Linked DNA regions of Mus musculus: region 2 is linked to region 1. Evidence: chromatin contacts called from ENCODE Hi-C or POLR2A ChIA-PET data. All regions are on one chromosome and are shown on one strand. The core of a region is the stretch at or near the end of the contact, and the rest is flanking DNA. Distances in the headings are between cores, read along the strand shown. Region 1 holds the start of Bcas2 (breast carcinoma amplified sequence 2). Region 2 holds the start of Ampd1 (adenosine monophosphate deaminase 1).

Region 1 (7,443 bases), core at 2,145-4,644:
ATCTCACTCTGGAGCCCGAGCTGGCCAGAAACTCATGGAAATCCCCAGACCTCAGCCTCCTGAGCATTGCTGGACAGAAGGTGAGCGGCCGGCCACCCTGGTCAGGACTTTAAGCAACATGACATGTGAATACGAGAACCCATTATTTAAGCATCTGCCCATTAAGGAGTGCATTCTATCAAGTGATATTCTGCAGATCACCCTCAGAGCTCATTTTCTTATACAGTACAGTGAACGTGGTAGGTAGTTACGTGGATGTAGGATAGCTCAGCATTAGTGAACTCTAAGGTAGGACTCAAGGTAGCCTTTCGTTGGTGTAGTTCTGAGACAATCCCATGTCAAATCTAGCATTCTTGTTATTATTTTGGGTACAGGGTTTGCTATATGAGCTTAGGATGACTAAACTCAAAATATAAGCCAGGCAGGCCCTCCTCCACACCTTAGCTTCCCACACCAACTGCTGGAATTAAAAACATACCACACTTTAAAAGACACTAGCAACTCTGGGTGGGACAGGATAAGAAAGAGAAGGCCCAGCGCCTCTTACTCATTGTACACCTTCCAGGCATTGCATCCATGCTGTGACATCAGCTCCAGATTCTCGATCCGGACCGCCTGGTGCTCCAACTGAGCCATAGAATTGTTTACACATTCTTGCCATGCAGTAATGTCATTTTTTTGACCTGAGGAAGGGGCTGGAAGTTCATATCTGAAATTACATAACAAACAAACCAATGTATCTTTCAAAGCCTTCATCACTCCTTCCAACAGAATTCTCATGGACATATGCCCACTACATAAAGACAAAGACACAAATTATCAACTCCCGACCACACATGCACAGAGACCAAGGATATAATGTAGATCAGGCAGTACAAAGAAACCTGTTAGTTTGGAAACTGATTTACAGATAAAACTAACAAAAAAAACCCTATTTCCATAAATGTGAACTAGTTAAATGAGCTGTGACAGTCACCAAGACTCTCATGTCTCTTGTTCCTATTTGTCTATCATGACCTTTCTTAGGTAATGTCTAATTATCAGCTTTAAAAAAAAAAAAAAAAAGACTTTTAAAAGATTAATTATTTCATGTATGTGAGTACACTGTCGCAGTCTTTCCACACACCAGAAGAGGGCATCGGATCTGCATTACAGATGGTTGTGAGCCACCATGTGGCTGCTGGGATTTGAACTCAGGACCTCTGCAAGAGCAGTCAGTGCTCTTAACCGATGAGCCACCTCAGCAGCCCTTTAGGCAACTTTTTAAAAAGCTGATAAGCAGTGCTGGAGAGATGGCTTAGCAGTTAAGAGCAGTGACTGCTTTTCCAGAGGTCCTGAGTTCAATTCCCAGTAGCCACATGGTGGCTTACAACCATCCATAAAGAGATCTGACACCTTCTTCTGGTGTGTCTGAAGACAGCTACAGTGTACTTATGTATAACAATAAATAAATCTTTTTTTTTGTTTTTTTTTGTTTTTTTTTTCCAAGACAGGGTTTCTCTGTGTAGCCCTGGCTGTCCTGGAACTCACTTTGTAGACCTTTGCTGGCCTCGAACTCAGAAATCTGCCTGCCTCTGCCTCGTGCGCCACTACGACCGGCTGGTACTCTCTTTTTATTCTCACTTCCTACCCACAGCAGCAAACACAAACACTCTTCCAACCACTGGCAAAGCAGCTGTTACCATAGCTCAACCTCATCTTACCGTTTCATGCTGAGTAATTCAATCGGTTGTCGAGCAGCGAGTCTTTCAAATTCATTTCTCATTATGTCTGTCTGATGCACAAACACCACAAAGAATTAGTAACAGAATCATGCTGAAAATAATGAATGCAGTTTACTGAGATTTTATACTTTGTACTACACATTATAGCGAATCTTTTCCCTTCTCAATCACTACTCAAAAAAAAAAAAAAAAAAAAAAGGATGCTAATATTTGAACCCAGGGCCACTGACACATCCCCCAGTTGAGGTTAATTCTATCTAGAATCTGAAGAAATAGGCATATTCTTTAATTCCATATTCTGCCCAGGCATGAAAGGAGGTGGACATAGAAGAGTCCACCTCTCAAGGATTAACCCTAAACCAGCAGTTTTCAATGCCCTGTAGTCAGCCAGCTGTGGAACTCTGAAAACAGCTTTAATCCCAGCCCCACGTCACGTTGTAATTCACAACACACAACAGTCTTGAATCATTTCAGGAAGTCTCCGCTGCTGCATGACGAACTGACACAGTGTAAACTGTTTGGGTACAGTGTAAATGGTGAAGTCACATGATGTAACATGGACCAGAGCTTAGATCTGGGACTTGAGTTTTCAATTAATTTCTGGGTTAGTACTTTTTACTCTTGCCAAATTTCTTGCAGCTCCCACATCAGTTATGAAACCCCCACTGAGGAGTCACAACCCAGTTTAAAAACCTGGCATCTAGATCCGAAGTATCACACATCCCTGCGCATGGAGCAGTCTCCTTTCAGCCTGAAAGTGCTTCTAACAACATCTAAGTGGTGTTTTTTGGTTGCACTTGTAGAATAACCACTTAAAAACAGCATGCAGTTAGACATGCTTGTTCAGGCATTCATACACCTGTTAACTATCTGAGACTTGGTACAAAAGAATCTCCCTCCAGGGGTGGCAAAGAGTACAGGTACTTAAGATTATAAATATTAAAATCTCGTGAGTGATACCTGTTCTTGAGTGGACCTTAGAGAATAAAGGGCCCTTTTGTGAAATGTACCATGACTCTTCTACACACACACACACACACACACGGAGGTGCACACTATTAAACAAATCTGCAGAAACTAATGGAGCATTTCGCAGGTTCTTGTAGTACGAAGCCCGTGACATGCGCATCTGGCGGTTTCAAACCGACTCACACCTACATGGCACTCAGTACGAGCTGCAGGCACCAGCTAACTTGGAAGGTGGAGTTCACTTTACACAGCTAAAGCCCTCACTCCCGTATCAAAGTCCGCAAGCCTCCTGGCTTACTTCAAAGGCACACTTACTTCAAAGGCAGAATAATCCGGGGCCGTCAGGTAGCTCAGGTAGTTCTTGGTAGGTCGGTATCTGCGCGTCTCCTCCTCCACCAGGGCCGCCGCCTAAGAACGAGAACAGGCCAGGGTCGCGGCGGGAAAGGGCGGCGTGCCTTCGGCGGACCCGCCGCACATGACCCGCACTCACCGCTTCCCGCACGCCGGGTGCCTCATAGCCTTGGTCAAAATATGGTAGCGCATCTACCACCACCTCTCCGGCTACCAAGCCCGTGCCCGCCATCGCGCGGCACTAGGCTTCAAGAGCGCCTTCTGAGTCTGCGCAGCCTCGGTTCTAATTCCACTGCGCCTGCGCCTGGAATGACGTCACACACGCCGCTGCCTTTGGGGCTTCGATTCGGGCGCACGCGCAGTTGGTAATTATAGCCACTAGGCTCTAAGCCTAAGCATCACGTGCTGGCGTGCCGGGGTGCCTTTCTTTGTATGGGTGCCGTTTTTTTTTTTTTTTTTTTTGAAGGAGTGGGTAGGGCAGACTTCGGAAGAGGTGGTTGCTGGACTTGGCTGGAGGGGAGAAATATATTTTCCACATCCTTTAACCTTCCATTGTTTAGACTCACATAGTGCTGGGCTTCTAGCGCTCCCTTGCTTTATCCTCATTTCGCAGCCGGTCCCTTAAGAATGTTCTTTTATAGAAACTAGAAATGTGCGCCTATTTTCCAATTAAATTTTTAGATCCAACAACCTGAGGGGTGCGGCTCAATGGCAAAACCAGGTCAGTCCGCAGCACTGCAAACACCTCATCCCTTCCATGACTGTAATTATAACTATAAAATGCCTCATTTTAGAAGCTCTGCCTTGGAGTGGAGGCAACTCAGGGGAGAGCTAGAAGCCCAGAAAAAGGGAAACTCACAGGAATATGCTAGGGTGACCATAAGACTTGAAGCAACAGGGGATATAGGACCTGAAATGGCCACCTCCTGGAACCAGGCAAGACTTCCAATGGATTGATGGGGACACCAATCTACCCACAAAACCAAAATTTGTCCTGCTTACAAGATGTGTGGGGATAAAGATGGACTAGAAACTGAGGGGATGATCAAGGCCCAACTTGAGACTCATCCCATGAGAGCAAGCCCACCCCTGACACTATTAATGTTTTGCTACACTTCCAGACAGGAGAGGCTTCGCCCAACAGCTGCTGGAAACAGATGGAAAGATCCACAGCCAAACATTAGGCAGAGCTCTGGGAATCTTGTGGAAGAAGGGGAGGAAGGAATGAAGGAACCAGAAGGGTCAAGGACACCACAAAAAAAGCCATACAGAATCAACTAACCTGGTCCCGCAGGGGTTCACAGAGACTGATCCACCAACCAAAGAGGCTGCAATGGACAGTCCTGGATCCTTACACACATGTAACAGATATGCAGCTTCTGTGGGACCCCTAACAGCTGGAGCAGGGGCTGTCTCTGACTCTGCCTTTGGACCCCCTTCCCCTAACTGGGCAGCCTTGTCTAGCCTCAACAGAAGATAGGCCTAGTCTTACTGCAACTTGCTATGCCAAGGCTGATATCCACGGGAGGCCTCCCCTTCTCTGAGGAGAAAGGGAGAAGATGGGGAAAGGAGAGAAGAGAGGGAGTAGGAGGATAGGTGGGAGGGAAGGCTGTGATCAGATAAAATAATGAGAAAATCTTGCTATTTTTTGTCTTTAGGGCCTATACAAAACCCAATCATTTTTGCCTTTAGGATTTGTGGTAATAAAATATTACTCCACGTTGCCTCTCAACCCCTCAGGCTGTAGTTAGCATACATTCTTTGTAAAATATCTTCCAGACTAAGAGGTAATGAAAAAAAGATTGTGAGACTATATAAGCTATCCAGTGTACGTTCAACCAAGAGCTTTGGAAAAGTTGATCTCGGTTATAATCCTGGTTAGTCTAAGCTGGATTTGAGTATTTACGAATTTACATTGTGTAAATGTGCTGTTTATGGGTTTATGTAAAGTGTGTGTGTTGTGATTTGATAACTGCCTCTCATACATAGGCTTAGGGATTTGAACACTCAGTCCCCAGCTGGTGGCGCTGTTGCAGAGGTTTAGTTACTTTTGCTCTCTGCTTTCAAGTTGCCCTTTGAAAATGTGAACTCTCCCGCTACTGCCTTCATGCTTCTCCACCTGAATTAACTCTCAGCCCTGGAATGTAAGCCAAGGCAAATGTTCTTCTTTAAGTTGCTTGGTCAATGTTCTATCACTGCAATAGAAAAGTAACCACTACACATCTTATGTGCATTTGTTTTAAATTCTCCAAGAGATCTGTGGGAATTTTTTTAAAATGCCTTTATCTGTAAACATTTGATAGAAATATTGAACAATTCTTTTTACAAACGTATTTAGAATTCACAACATTTACAAAAACAAATTACAACAAACTCAAGGAAAGGAAGCAGCTTTAGATCTTAAGAAGGTTAAGACTCTCCCAAAAGCAGTCTCCCTGCAGAGGGACAGTCATGATTGACCACAGTAAACCCTCCTTCCCCATCTTATAAACAACCAGTCATGAATTGTTCCATCGGGATTGGAGTGTAGGAAGAAGGAAAGGAGAGAGCTGTCTGGGAGGAGCTCCCCTGGGTGAGCTGCACTAACATTTGAAAGGACAGACTCAGTTCTCTTCCCTGGACCCATGTGTGGGAACTATATTGCACAGCACCAGTCTTAAATGGATTCATTCAGACACCCTAGTATGAGTGACAATGACAATACTATACAAGTCAGTGAGTTGTATCCCAGTACAACAAACAACACTTTCCAAGTCTGAATGAGTATTTTCCATGCCAGGTAAAGCAGTGGGCAAAGGTTACAGAAAACAACTGACATTTACCACAACATTTCTCACTTATCAATGAAAACTGTACCCTCACTGACAAACTCCCTTTCCCAGGTGCTACTCCTACTTTAGATTTTCAGCATCTGGTTGATGAAGAGGCTTAGGAAACACTAAAAACTCACACCGATGTAAAAATAACCAGTGTGGCAGAGCACACAAAAGGCCCTGGGTCCTATCCCCAGCAGCAGAAGAAGAAACAAAGGAACAAACCTTGTCTAGACCCCCATAGCTTAACGTCTCATCAGAGCCAAAAAGGAAGCTCTGGTGTGCTCCACAGAGAACTTTAAACATCACTATAAAGAGTTCATTTACAGCTGTAGGACTAACCAGCTTTGTATGTGTTCATAAGTCAAGTGTTTGGCTTAGTTCTTTCTTGTATATAACTGGCCAAATTCCTTAGCTTCTCTGAACTCCAGTTTCTTGTAGAATATCATGAAGCTGATCTAAAGCTTGAATAAGATGACATGTAGATTATCACAGTGCTGCAAATTGTAAACACCAAAACTCAGATAGCTATGTCCTTAAAAGGACATTTTAATGTTGGCTCCATTCCATAAAGCATAATGCTGACATATGAGAAGCAAGCTATCCCAGCAGGACACGTGTTCTGAGGAGGCCATGCCTGGTGTCTGCTTTTTTTTTAAAGTTCTAACATGAGTGAAATTCTCCAAGATAGGACATGGGACAAAAGGGGGGTTTAATCAATGGTGACAGTACTGGAATTAGAAAGCACAAACCGTCCACGTATTTAAAGCAATATGATGCTTCAGTGATGAGAATCGTGTGACCATGGTGTCCTCCATGTCTGTCTCCCTAGTACCTGAAACTCTCATTATTCTCCTTATTTCTCTGTCAATCTCATCTTTGCATTGTTTTTAGGAACTCAACACCAAGTATTTCTGAGTCTTCTCCTTGTAAAGGACAACCACAAGCACAAAGCAGAGGCTCTTGCACCCATCAGTAACCAAAGATAAAACACCACTGTAAAATAACGAGCCCAGGCATGGCGGTGCACGCCTTTGATCTCAGCACTTGGGAGGCAGAGGCAGGAGGACCTCTGTGAGATCTTTGAGATTTGTGACATCAGGATTTGAGGCCAGCCCGATCTACAGAACGAGTTCCATCACAGTCAGGGCTATAGCGAGAGACCCTGTCTCAAAAACAACAAACAAACAAAACAGTCCCCAAATCAGAAGGAGAAGAGAGCGCACTGGTTCTAGACTGCTCCCAGTTGGTCTGCAGCAACAGGAGAGTTTTCCAACAGTCTTTCTCCTTTTACAGTCACAGATGTTACAGGACTCTCCCGAGCATCCAGATCCTTGGGAAAACACTGTCGTTGGCACTTCCAGCTATGTTTAGAATGAAGAAAAGATTTCACTTCTTGTGAAGAAATTTCATTTTACTTCCTGGAAAGAGAAAAAAAAAACTTTCACCTTACTTCCTCTTCATCTGCTGTACACCTGAGCCAAGGGACTAACAACCTAGCCATTCAGAATCACCCCGGAGGTTAGCTGCCTTGTTACATGCTCTCAGTGTCACTTCTGAATAAGTGTCTTCCAAAGTCCTATGTG
Region 2 (7,367 bases), core at 3,630-6,129, 98 kb after region 1:
GGCTGGCTTTCACATTACTGCAGGGTTGTGTATGGAGCACACATCTGAAGAACCCTACAGATGCAGCTAGACTCCTACAGGACAAACTCTTCATGTAACATTACTTCTTCCTGGCAGGGCTAAGCTTGGTTTTATAGTTATCACACAACACAGTCCTTTCCATTGGGTCATCTGGTTCTTCCTGATAGTTTTGAAGACACTATAAAAAGGATCGATGATCCTGGGAGCTAACCTCCATGTTTGTTTGTTGGTTGGTTGGTTGGTTTTTTGATTTTTTTAAGCTTGACATCTATGATATGTTGTTATGTGGTAAAAGGGAGTTGCCAAAGCTTAGTAGTATGTGATGGGAGTCCATTCCTTGTGGGCATGGCCTTTGACAATGAGTGACCCTTAGAAAGCCAACCTACTGTTGTTCCTTATATTCCCCCACCCCCACCCCGTGTGTGTGTGAATGTGAGACAGACAGACAGTCAGACAGACAGACAGAGACAGAGAGAGGCAGAACAGAGGCACAGAGACAGAAAGAAACAGAGACAGAGGGACAGAGGCAGAAAGAGAGACAGAGAGAGAGAGAGAGAGAGGCAGAGCACACCTTGGGGTGTCAGCTTGCTCCTTCCACCATGTGGTGGGTTCCAGGGACTGCATGGACTCAGCCCACATCTCCCCATTCTGTTTGCTTGCTTTGTTTTGCTTCCCTTTCTTTTTTCAAGACAGGGTCTCTCTGTGTCATCCTGGCTGTCCCGGAATTCACTCTTGTAGACCAGGATGGCCTTGAACTCAGAGATCCACTTGCCCCTGCCTCCCAAGTGCTAGGATTAAAGGCATGCGCCACCACCACCCAGCCAAAGTTTTCCCATTCTTAAAATGAAGAAACAAGGCTGAGCTCCACAACCCTGACAGTGAATAATCCCCAGACCTTCAGGATGTAAGACCCAGTTTCATCATTTGGGGTAGCGGTGGCCCAAAAGTGTCTGTTTTTCTGTTGAATTCCACTGTCTTCTCTACATACCCAGCTCACTAGCCATCTTCTAACTCACACTTCTAAGAGCCTTTTGGTATTTCTAGAAAACAGCTGGTGAGCAGTACTGAGAACAGCAAAGAGCTACTGGAGCAACAGACACAGAAATTTGCCATGGAGATGACAGAGCAATTGACCCAGTGAGAATGGCCTCTGTGCCCGGGTCTATGCAGGCCTCCAAAAGGTGATTATTTTCAATCAGATGTAGTGGATAATGAGTTCAAGTCCTGTGCTTATCAACTCCCTCACCCTGCTCTGTTTCACCTTAACCGTTTCGTGTTAAGTAGGGGTACTAACACCACCCAACCTCACTCTCAAGGCTGTTGTGACACAATGTGTGTGGAAACCCTTCAAGAAAAACAAAGCATCAGATTAAACTGAATGAGGTAATTATTTGGCAGTGCTGGGCAAGCTCACAGTTGTTTAGCTTTGGGCCATTAAGGATGATATGTAGTTATGATGGGATGGAATAAAGCATCCATTAGAAATGATAGCGAGTGACTTGTAATGTCACCAACGATGTCAGGTGACTAGATTAAAATCCTGGCCGGTGATGGCAGAGTTAATAGGGAAGATGGTGTTACTTGAATCTCGAACACTCATTTGTCTTGTCATGCTCCAACACATCCAGAAACCTCGAATCGAGAAGCGAGCTTGGGAGCTGTTAGTCGTTCATTGGCAAGCACAGTAGCCCACAGCGAAGCAAATGGAACGGTAAGTAGACATAAGTGATGGCTGAGGCCTCCCCAGCTGACCCCTAGAAATAGCATCGTTCCTCCCAGAGTATCATGGGCACCTCGGAGATGAGTGGCAGGGGAAGTTAGATGCTTCATGCGCCATGAAGGGCAAATGGAGATAGGTCAGTTGGTTATGATGATGAGAATGAGGTGTCAATGGCTTGTCGTGCTGCGCCTGTGGCAGTGCTGTTGAGGACCTTAGGAAGGGACCGTATAGAATTGATGCCAGAGACCCTATCCCATCTGGTGACATCCTGGCTCTTCCGGAACAACCATTTATTATCTGGGACTGTTTATATCCACTTGCTTCATACATTTTTAAAAAGTATAGCTTTTTACTAAGGCTGCATTTCTCTAAACCACTATCGACGACTGAAAGTTATATCCTCAAGTAGCTTACGTGATGACCCAAAATGATATGGTTGCTATTTGGTTCCACAGAATTAGACAGCAGATTTGACACCATGCAAGCACAGCTGAAATTCGATCGCTAATTCGAGGGCACTGCCTTTCCCACTACTTCTGGGCATGATGGTGACTTCAGGCAGGAAAAAGTGAAGTTGGTATTTAAAAGTAAGTAGATAAGATGTGCTGACAATCCAAATTCAGGAAGGAAAAAAAATCTCCTCGGGCATGTGGAGATAATTACCGACCCCTTCTTAGCATGTTTGAGATCATGAGACGGCTGAGGGGTGGTGGTGTCTCAGGGACAGGATGTCTATTTCAGGACAGATAGAAAAGAAAAAGGTAAAATGGCAAAACAGGGCACTGGATTAAGGTGGGAAAGGGTGTCCATGGCATCTGGGTAGCCTTGAACAAACCACAGTCACCAGGGGCCTCATGGTTCATCATCATAGAAGGAGGATGTTAATAACAAGTCACCCTCGGCATGCTACCATGGAGATCAAATGTGAAATATTTAAAGTCTGTGTAGCGCTCTCTCTAATACCCGGGATTACCAATGCAGGAAGTACTCAGCTCTTGAGAAAAAGATCGCCATGCTCACTTCCACAGCCCGCAGGTCCGGAAAGCCAGGCCTATTTCCCAGCAGAGTTCATTCATGTGTGGGGTAGGCCAACTTGCAGGCTCCAGCCTCCCACATCTCAGTTTACCAAGGAACTTGGAGACAGAACCACATCAGTCAGCAAAAGAACGTTAAAACTGGAGAGTGGGCAGAACGCACAACTAAAGCTAATTTTATCGAAAATCATGTTTTATCTGGCCAAAAAAAGAAAAAAAATCACAACCAAATTTGTTTTGCACTAGAGGATCACCTAACTCGAGGTTTAGTACACTCTGCTTACTAATCTGTATGGTTTATTTAAAAATAGCAAACAAGTGACTTGGGAGGTGGCCTTTATTTGCCTGTGCGTTTTCTGGTTATACTTTAAGACAGATTTTCATTCTGGGGGCCAGGCTAGCTTTGGACTCTCCATTCCCCTGCCTCAGCCTCCCCAATGCTGAGATTACATGCCCTGGCTCACATTTCCTTTACGGGAGGAAAATAGTGGGTGTTTTGTTTTTAGTTTTTGTGTTTTGGAAATCCAGGAGAACCATGAAGGTTGTTTGCTATCTACGGTTATTACTGATCATTGCTGGCTTTGAGTGGTTCCATTTATAAACACTGCTGAGAAATAGGCCCCTTTGTAAATTAAGGAACACTGTCACTTCTTTTACAGATACTTGCAATCGGCAGGAAAAATAGTCCAAAATACTCACGTTTTCCTTGACCTGTGTGAAGTGAAACAAATGAGACACGACATATGAACAACTCTGGGCATCTGTTGTGGCCATGAACCCAGGCTCTGAGAAACAGCCTGTAGGCTGCCACAGAGAGGAGTAGGCCAAGTGTTCTAGCTCATCTTCAGTCTACGCACTGCCCAAGGCCATTGTGGGGATAAGGTCACTAAATGCTTTCTTTCCCATCCTTCCTAGCATATGTCTTTAAGCATATAATATCCTTTAAAAAGCACTTCTTTGCAGGGCTGTGGTGCTGGGTGGGAATTGAACCTGGGATGTGTGCTAATGTCAAGCTCACACTCCACTACTGAGACGCTAAAGGTACTTGTAGGATGGAAATTTAAAGGGAAACAAAGGATTAATCTGTTGAAGAGCACTAGAACTCTCAAACAATGCTGGGACTGGGCAAACAAAGCAGCTTATTTGGTAGCACCGAACAAGTGGGTAGCATCCACGGAACCACCATTTCTGAAAGTTTTAGATGCAAATAAGGTCAGGAGGACGTTTATACATGTAAAATATGGTTTAAAAAAAAAACCGCAGGAGATAACTAAGAAAACTCAAATATCATCCAGCCATTTCAAATGGTTTTAGGAAGCACTTGGAATAAATACATAATCGTCATCACATTATGTTAAGCTAAAGTTTATCCTGCCCAAAAGTTGAACAATCCCAGGTGTAACAGAAATGCAACTGTATTCTTAACGGCGTTCTTACTCTCCCATAACCCACAGACTGAGACGCTGAACTCGGAAATGTTTTGTGAATCCCTCAACAAGACTATGTGACTTTTTAAGTTACTATTTTCTAGTTTTCCTAAGTGAGTGTTTATTACTTTAACATTTGGTGTAATTGTTCTTTTTATTTCACATGTCTGGCATTTTACAGTGAAACACGCATACAACTGATTTCTTTTTTAAAAGAATCCTCTGAGTTCAAGTGTGGACCGTAGAACACTGGAACAGTCTGGGCTAACGTTCCTCCCATGGTCATGATCTTTAGGACAGGACTGACAACCCTTTTCTGGGCTGTGAAATCAGTTTTCTAAGGGATTCAAAGATATAGTTTGAGAAAATAACCCTCCTCCCACTACCAGAAAGAAAGCAAACACTGAAAATGCTTGGCCTTGGCCTGACGTGTCCATCTGAAGCTATTATGAACCCCACATAAAGGGTTGCTGAATCTGACACAGTAGTTAAAGGAATGGTTGCATACGGAAAATTAAAAAAAAAAAATCCCTGATTTCCAAAAAATTCTCCAAATCCTTTCTGCACACCTACCTGTTAGTTTGAATAGAGGCATTGTGGCTGGGATCCTTGATTCTAGGATAGCACAGCAGAGGAAGGAGAGAGACTGTGGGGATGGCGGAATGACTCTCTGAAATACCAGGACACTCATTTTATTATTTTGTTTTGCCCCCTGTAATCTGACCCTTCCCTGCTAAAAGGGGAGATGAGCTGCAGACCTATTTATAGCTTTAGGCAACGACAGTGAGCAACAGGTGAAGCCTCCAGTCTTTATCTTGGAATTTTAGAAAAGGTAGCGATAGTGGCCAGAAATCGAATTTCAACATTCCCCACAAACATGCTGGCTCATCAAGTGTGCCTTTTCTTACTCGATGTGATCCTGTGTTTATTTTCCACTCCACTTACAGCACAGTGTCAGGGGCTTCTGAAAAGGAGCATCCTAACACCAGGAGGGCTTTCTGCAGTTGGTGAATGTCATCGTACGTTCATAAGTCTTTTGCTCACACTCTTACCCAAACATACTCTCACACACTTAACACTCACACTTATACACCCAAATGCTCTATCACACACACCACACTCACACACTCCCATGCACAGCCACACACAACTCTTTTACACACACACACACACTCATACACACTACATATACTCAACACACACACACACACACACACACACACACAGACACACACACACACACACACACACACACAGACACACACACACACTTTTACCAGTTGTGTGATCTCATTGTTTGAAAGCTGTGACTGGCCTGGGCAGTAGCATATAGTAAGCAAGAAAGATAAAGCTCCTACTTAAATTCTGACAGACAATATCCAATAAAACACTCTTGAAAATTAGGCGGGATGGAGAATGCCTGCACTCAGGGAGTAGAAGCAGGAAGATTGTGAATTCATGGTCACCTTCAACTATGTAGCAAGTTAAGACTAGCCTGGGGTACAGGAAACTCCGGCTCAATATCACACAAAATTTCTAAAATAATATCAGGTTTTAATGAATGCTATGAAAAAAACAAATCATGCTGCTTTCTAGTGGTGAAAGAGGATTTGGGCTAATTCTGTAATGTAGGTCAGGAAACTCTCTCCTTGTGCTTAATGAAAAATGGGGGCTAGAGTTGGCTCCAAGGTTCAGAGTACATATTGCTCATGTCAAATTCCTGGGTTCAATTTCTAGCACCCTTATGACATCTCACTAGTATCTGTAACTCCAGCCCTAGGCAACTGCATGTTCTCTTCTGGCCGCTAAGGCTAGTCACACACCTGTAGAGCACACACAAACATATTGGTGCAATAAACATCTTGAAATTACATTTTATTTATTTATTTGTGCTGTATGGGAATCAGAGTACAACTTTTGGGAGTCAGTTCTCTCCTACAGTGTGAGTTCCACGGATGGAACTCGGGTTGTCAGGCTTCCAGCAGGTACCTTTCCTGCTGAGCCTCGCCACTGACTCCCAGGCTTGTTACTAGGATGGAGTTTAGATATTGTGCACATTTCCATGACTGCACCCATGGATGCCATCATGCCCTCTGTCACAGACTGGACTCAGTTGGTCTTTTAACCCGTGGGGAACTAGGATACTGGTATAGGTGAGCAAGGGGTCAGTGGATGAGAAAGCAGACACGGACACTAGAGAGAGTGTTGTATCTGATTGTAATTTTTTAAAGCAACCACCAGACTTATAATACAGAAGAAAAACAAGAAAGCTAGGCAACACATCAGCCATGGGACATCGAGATGCATAATGGTTCTTTACACAAAACAAAGAAAATGTATACATAAAAAGCTGGCAGGAGCCAGGCAGTGTTTACAACTGAGATAGGAACAGCCCTATCTAAAATCAGCTATTTACAGGAGCCAGGTGAAAGATCTGATGCAATGCTAGTCTATTGTTAAACCCACCACCAGGGGTCCCTTAGTAAATACCTAATTATGTTATTTCTCTAGGCCTAGTGAAAAACATGCACCAGGGGAATTTCGTTTTACTAACCTTTTTATGAATAATACTTTAGTTCTTCTTAAAACCACAACCCACCTTCTTTCTACTATTATGTAATGTAGGCTGCCATTCATGTTTGCAATGAGAATTTTACGTTTACTGTTTTGAACTAGCCCTGAGAATACTTGCTCCTATCTGGCAAACTGAGATGCCTGATTACTAACTGTCAACACTGGGGCATTTTGTCTGAATGAATAACATTTTTACAAAATTCGAAGCTCAGGGTCAGCTCAAGGCCTGCCTAGCACATTGGTGAAGGCCAGGAAGCAAAGTTTAATTTGATTTAGGTTATTTATAAAATCATTTCTTGGAGGCCCCTATAATAAAACAATACTGAAAGAACGCACACAGACCCATTCACTGACTAATGCAGCAACAGGTTTGGAGCATTTGTGCCAAGGTTCCAGGAGACTGAGTTTCTGTTAAACTCGGCCTCAGGACTGCATCCAAGCTTTTGGGCCTGCCATACAGTCTTTACTGGAGTGGGTGTGGCAGCACTCCCAGAAGATCACCTGCTCGTCTCTCAAAAATGACTGGTGCTGTAGACATGGTTAAGCGTGTTTGCAGAGGATTTGGGTTTGGTTCCCAGTACCCACATCAGA

Evidence for each region. A loop is a pair of places that touch in the nucleus more often than their neighbours do. ChIA-PET counts read pairs that join two places held with the same protein, here RNA polymerase II (POLR2A).
Region 2: POLR2A ChIA-PET joins it to region 1 with 10 read pairs in embryonic stem cell. The contact joins the promoter of Ampd1 here to the promoter of Bcas2 in region 1. A Hi-C loop is called at or near these places in 1 of 37 maps with a recorded cell type or tissue (adrenal gland). POLR2A ChIA-PET finds 5 or more read pairs at or near these places in 2 of 5 experiments (Patski and embryonic stem cell).

The regions. Positions count from the first base shown.
Region 1 is chr3:103,167,606-103,175,048 of GRCm38, reverse strand. It overlaps Bcas2 (breast carcinoma amplified sequence 2), which reads right to left and starts at 3,394. Exons shown (of 7, transcript NM_026602.4): 1 at 3,184-3,394; 2 at 3,009-3,101; 3 at 1,704-1,774; 4 at 548-709. The coding sequence starts at 3,276. Dennd2c (DENN/MADD domain containing 2C) reads right to left here. Exons shown (of 19, transcript NM_001384113.1): 19 at 5,311-7,278. The coding sequence ends at 7,247.
Region 2 is chr3:103,071,526-103,078,892 of GRCm38, reverse strand. It overlaps Ampd1 (adenosine monophosphate deaminase 1), which reads right to left and starts at 4,879. Exons shown (of 16, transcript NM_001033303.2): 1 at 4,776-4,879; 2 at 3,475-3,486. The coding sequence starts at 4,797.